Linked DNA regions of Homo sapiens: region 1 is linked to region 2. The links are chromatin contacts, found by Hi-C or POLR2A ChIA-PET in ENCODE. All regions are on one chromosome and are shown on one strand. Each heading gives the region's core, a stretch centred on a gene start or an enhancer-like site at or near the end of the contact. The rest is flanking DNA. Distances are from core to core; before and after follow the strand shown. Region 1 overlaps ATG7 (autophagy related 7). Region 2 overlaps ATG7 (autophagy related 7).

What was found. A loop is a pair of places that touch in the nucleus more often than their neighbours do. ChIA-PET counts read pairs that join two places held with the same protein, here RNA polymerase II (POLR2A). Pooled maps may share reads with other maps.
Region 1: a loop to region 2 is called in a map of posterior vena cava, with 2.2 times the contacts of the local background. The contact joins two enhancer-like sites. A Hi-C loop is called at or near these places in 1 of 168 maps with a recorded cell type or tissue (posterior vena cava) and 5 of 50 pooled maps. POLR2A ChIA-PET finds 5 or more read pairs at or near these places in 4 of 52 experiments (OCI-LY7, T-cell, activated CD4-positive, alpha-beta T cell and 1 more).

What each region holds. Positions count from the first base shown.
Region 1 is chr3:11,507,767-11,510,852 of GRCh38, forward strand. The region is part of intron 20 of ATG7 (autophagy related 7); the gene reads left to right. Among named protein-coding and RNA genes, the nearest start is that of VGLL4, 130 kb to the right of the region's middle. Within about 2 kb of position 1,650, at least 24 of the 41 ENCODE cell types and tissues checked have a DNase peak (open chromatin) inside an H3K27ac peak, as active enhancers do.
Region 2 is chr3:11,432,964-11,435,922 of GRCh38, forward strand. All of the region lies in intron 20 of ATG7 (autophagy related 7), which reads left to right. Among named protein-coding and RNA genes, the nearest start is that of ATG7, 160 kb to the left of the region's middle. Within about 2 kb of position 1,293, at least 16 of the 41 ENCODE cell types and tissues checked have a DNase peak (open chromatin) inside an H3K27ac peak, as active enhancers do.

The DNA.
Region 1 (3,086 bases), core at 400-2,899, 75 kb after region 2:
TTTTAAGTCCACACTCTAGATGTGGGAAGGAAGAGAGGAAATGGAAGGCAACCATTTCCTGCTTAAAGGACTGGACCTGGCAGTTGCTCACATCCCATCTCATTGGCCAACATTAGTCACATGGGGTGTAAGGCATGCTGGGAAACACAGTCTGTAGTTGGGCAACCCTGAACCTTGCTGGTAATTAAAAAAAAAACAAAAAAACAAAAAACAAAACAAAACTGGGAGAGTTCCATCAGTAAAAGGAAGAAGGGAAGAATGGCTAGTAGGATAAACAACAGCCTCTACCACAGCTTGGCTCATCTCTATGGAATTAAAACAAAAGTGTTTTTTCAAAAATGTGCTGTTTACTCTCCGACACTTTGTATACCTTCAGGTCTACAGCAGATGTCAACAGGAAGCATTTCACTCTTACTAGCTATGGACAGGCCCCTATGGTGGTGCCAGTTCGTGAGGCACACAGTGTCTAAGGTGGGGGGGTGTCCAATCTTTTGGCTTCCCTGAGCCACGTTGGAAGAATAATTACCTTGGGCCGCACATAAAATACACTAACGATAGCTGATGAGCTTAAAAAAAAAAAAAAAGAAAAAATTCATACTGTTTTAAGAAAGTTTACAAATTTGTGTTGGGCTGCATTCAAAGCCATCCTGGGCCACATGCGTTAGACAAGCTTGGTCTAAGGGATATAGCTTTATTTTTTAAATAAGAGACAGAGTCTTGCTCTGTGGCCCAGGCTGGAATGCAGTGGCCTGATCATAGCTCACTGCCTACCACAAATTCCTGGGCTCAGGTGATCCTCCTGCTTCAGCTTCCGAAGTAGCTGGTGTACCACCATGCCTGCTAATATTATTATTATTTTCTTGTAATAGAGACAGTGTCTCACCATCTTGCCCAGGCTGGTCTCCAACTCTTGGGCTCAAGTGATCCTCCTATCTTGCTTTCCCAAAGCGCTGAGATTACAGGTGTCAGCTACCATGCACAGCCCTATGTAGCCTATTTTGAACTAATAATCCTCAGTTCTGTGCCTGTAGTTGCTGACAGAGCCAACACTTCACAAGTGTTGGCTTCTGAAGTGTGTTTGTCTCTTGCTTAAAGCAAACTCGGTACAACGTGATCTGCACTTACAAAACTAATAACAAATTAATAACAAATTAGATCTCTGCTCCTGTTACCAATGACCAATATTCTATGTGCAAGAGAGCATAAGTAGAAGGAGACAGACTTTTTCCAAACAAACAGATCCCTTGAGCAAATGCCCTTTAAACTTTAAAATAACAACCCCCTTGGGTTGTGCAGGCCTTTAACTTTTCAGAGAGCTTTAAGTACCTTAACTCTTCTTATTTTATTAAAACACCCAGGTCATGGGTTGGTTTTTTTTCTTTCCAAGTTAGTTAAATAAATAAGCAATTATGACGCAGCGCCACATGGCCAACAGCTTTTAGCTTATAAACATAGAGTTTGAAAAGCAGTACTTAGAGGCCAACTTGGTTGGCTGCTGCCGGCAGGAGGGAGCCGAGCTGTTCCCGGCCCAGATAACACTTAAAGGGCCAGGCAGGCCCTCATGCATGCACATTTGTCTACATCCAGGGAGCTGTTTTTTTTCTGATGCAACATGAATTTCAGTGTGGTTTTTTTTTTTTTTAAGTGCCAAATTGTGAGCTCCTGATGGCCAGCCACTTGTGTCTTATAAGCCTCCACAAAGCCTGGTGCAACTCCTTGTATGTCACAGACATAGACATGTTTGCTGACAAATTGTTTGTATTTTATGAGCGTTTATAATGGCCTTTTAAGTAAGTGACGTTTTAGAGTTTGCTGAATGAAGAGTGATTTTTATTTAGTCTCAGAGGCACAGTTGTTTGGTGTGGTTGGTTTTTTTTGGCCACCCCTCCCCCAATCTATCTCTAATTTTAAGATGTGATTCACTAGGAAAATATGATTCTGTTAATTGAATTCATTTTATAGCCAACTTTTCAGGAACCTATCTATTTCTGTAAAGTGAGAGCCACTTGTAAATGTACCGTTTGGTGCCAGCACTCAAATTTTCCCTGACTCAGTTGCTCCAGTGGTGTTTAAATATCTTCCCATAAATCAGGCAGCCAGCGCTCCATACTTATTTACTGGGTCTTGTGATTCAGCCCAGGATCCTGATAGTGATCTTGGATGGGTGATATAAATAGACTAGGATTTGCCAATGGCTATTTTTATCAGGGAAGCTTTCTAAGTTGATTTCTTTGAACCCAGAACAACTTCCTCCCTCTGGCTTCCCCTGTTTTCCTCCAAGACTAGGGAGATCCTTTCTTTATTCTGCCCGCCCATCTTCTGCCCCTCCCCCAGCCAGCTGGTGTCTGCAGAAATTAGAAGGAAGGTACGTGCCTGACACAGAGTTGCCTGAAATCATATATCTTTACCCCCTTTCAGGATCATCTTTCTTTCATCCGGCCCAAGAATGGCACCTTCCCCGCCCATCAGGCCACCTGCACTCAGGAGTCGGCTGCCTGTCCTGAAATAGATCTCTACCAGCTCTCAAGCAGAACAATTCCTTGCATTCATACTTGAATGTATAATTTGTGTTATTACCTCTTATTTGTCTTTGTAAGTTTGTCCCTGCCCCAGTTTAAAAAAAAAAAAAAATCTGAGTTACTGCTACTGAACCAAAGGGCCTCATTCGAGGTCTTCTTTCTCCCCACCCCCTCCCCCATCCCAGTGATACAGATGCTGCCTTGTCTGGTCAGGCCTTCAGGGAGGATGTCCTGACCCCCTCAACCCCCCATCTCCAAAGCTGTCCCCTCGCTCTTTGTGCAACTCGCCGCCCACATCCAGCACAGTAAAAGCAGGCTGTCAGCTGGGAGAGGCTCGCCTTGGAGGACTGTCCTTTCTTTACATCCTCTTCCCAGGGCTTCATGCTGCAAAACAGCACATTCTCAACATGAAACAAAAATGGATTCTGTTTTCTTTTTCACCTAGTGTTTTTGGCCATACTGTTCTTGGCAGTCAGACTTCCAGGCTTGGGGTAGAATCGATAGCTTAAAAGATAAATGTTTACACTGGTCAGCAATGTGCCATTTGGAGCCTTGGTGCCCCTGGAT
Region 2 (2,959 bases), core at 43-2,542:
GAGCTATTGAGGTTCTCCCCAAGTATCTTTTAAATTGCTGCATTTGGGATGGGTACAGTGGCTTACACCTGAAATCCCAGCACTTTGGGAGGCTAAGTTGGGAGGATTGCTTGGGTCTGGGAGTTTAAGGCCAGCCTGGGCTAGATGGTGAGCCTCTGTCTCTATTTAAGAAAATTAGAAATTAGCCAGGCATGGTGACACACCAGCTACTTATAATGCTGAGGCAGGAGGATCACTTGAGCCCAGGAGTTTGCGGCAGACAGTGAGCTATGATTGTGCCACTGTACTCCAGCCTGGGTGACAGAGCAAGACCCTGTCTCTTATTTAAAAAAAAAAAAAAAAAAAAAAAAAAGCTGCGTTTGTTGAAGAAATGCTCAGTCTAAATCAAACATATGAACACCTTAGCCATGTTCCACAAAAATTTGCTGTGACTTACCTTCTTAGAGTTATTTCTCATCCTATGAGTAGAATAAGTATCAGTTCACATGTATTTATTTGTTCCAACTGTGGGTTCAACATCATACTATGAGAAATGCCAAAATATTTTCTAACTGAATGTAACTAGAGATAAGACTAATTTATAAGAGAGTTAATAGAACAAGCTATATTGGTATATCCCTGAGAAATTCAAATTCCTAAGTCCCTTTACCCAATTTCCCTGAAATACTTCATTCCTATTCATGAAAGTTTGCACGTTCCATGATTCCAGGATTAATTTTAGGCTGTTTTACTTCCTTGCCTTGACCATATTGTCAGTATTTGATGTTGTACCATGCAGTTATGATTTCAGGGTTGCAATTACAGTGCACCATTAATATAATTTGCATTTTGTCAAGGTTGTGCTAAATAGAACTTCCTTTCTGCAGATTTGGGGATTAATGAATGATCATCTAAAAAGAAAGCAACAACCATAACATAGGCTATAAAATCATAAACAGACCAGCAGAAATGAACAGGGCTGAGCTGATTAATTGGTTATGAATTAAAATGTAGATTGTGATTCATTCACTATAGAACTCAGAATTCTAGAAAATGCCCATTTCTCTCATAGCCAAAAAGTCATATGAAAAACATTACGGTCATGTGATATGACTTCATTGGCACAGCAATTTACTATTCAGCAAAGTAAATAACACAATTAACAAGTGTTTCTGCTGGGCCTTTTGCACTTACACTGAGATTTTGGCCTCTCCCCCACACAGCTGGTTTTGATTTGGTTCCTGTGGAATATTTTTGTTTTGTTTTGTTTTGCATTTAACAACAGTCAGATATTTATGTACAGCTTCATCAAGAGCCTCTGATGACAAATATGCCTTTGGAGGCCAGCAGAAGCTGTGGGAAACCCCCGTGTCAGCACTCAGACCTGTTTCCAATGGAGAGAAATCGCTCTGGGGACTGAACTAGCCTGCTCATGAATCCAGTTCCCTTTTCCCAGAGCCTTCTGCTAGCTCACTTCCAACCCATGCTGGCCATCCTGGGACTGTGCCCTGCCTTGATTTTTCCTTATGAAGCAATCCCTCAAGACACAGCCTTGGCCCTCTCTCCTGAGTGAGGGAGGAAAGGCAGAAACAGGCAGAAAGCCATTTACTTCTTAGATTGGAAACTAGAGCCTGGTTTTTGAAATAAAGCTTGGCAGTATCTCACTTATAACTTACTTTATAAAATGTGTACCTTTTATTTGCTGTCAGAGTTATCTACATGAATTTGAGATGTTTGGATAAATCGTTATTGGGGAAAGTTGCAATTGGAAAATAGACAATGAAGTCTGGGCAGAGTTCCCCACCCTTCGGAAAAGAGTCTCGGATGGTATAATCCGCTTGGAGAAGTCTAAGCGAGAAAGAAGGGGGGAAATCATAAATGCTGAAAGCAAAGCAAAGACAGCTAATATTAGGAAACAGAACATGGGAATCCAGTCCTTCTTACATTGTACTCCTGGTTCCGCCAGTGTTCTCATGAGTGACCTTGGATGAATCCTTCAGTGTCCTGTGCATGCTTCCCCACTTAAAATGAGAGGATTGAATCATGTGAAATTCTTTTTTTAAGCCTCCTTTCTAGAAAAAAATGAAATGCTTTTCAACTCTAATTTAGTGATTTTGATTCAAATATACCATGTATAACCAAAAAGGAAAAAGATGGATAATTTTTACATAAAAGTGTTTAAAAATATATCAAAGTACTTACTTTTTATACATTTTATAAATATTCTTTGGTATCTATTATATCTAGCTACCATTGCCAGAAACAACTTTTTGCAGATTTTGAGATTTACATCTACTTTGAGCCTTAATAGAACATTGCTTATACTTTGTATTGATGTGTGTCACTGTACGTATAAATCTAAAATGGTGTAATTCAGCCTAATAACTTACCTCCTTCACCAGACTCGGTGCCACTTTTGACTTCTTTATAAACTCAAATCCACCCTGGCCATAACTGGGTATGTTCATGAAACATGCTACTCACTACCCCTCAGTACAGCTTCCGAAGATGAGTTCCAAAGCCCTCTTACTTTAATAGCAGCATCCTTAGAATGCTGAATGTGTAATAACAGGAGAGTTACTTTAATAATCAGCCATATTACATTAGAATACTCATAAAGTGTATGAGTAACCCGAATCCTGGCCTGGTCAGAAGGTCTGAGTTCATACCTCAGCTCCCACACATAGCCAAGACTGCCATGTTCCTCTGTGTGGGCCGTGTCAGGCAGGACCGTGTGCAGCAGTCATGTGAGACCTTGGGTTATTTACTTCATTGACCTTCGTTTCCATCATTTTGTAGGATGTGATTAATAATTCCTACTCCTCACAATTACCATATTAAGTAAGAAGGCACCTTACAAAAGAAAAATACTGGACTCCATCAAAATTTTAAATTTTGTGCTTCAAAGGACATAAGAATACGAAAAAGTGGGCCACAGTATAAGAGAGAACAGCATTTTGCAAATCATACCTGATAAGGG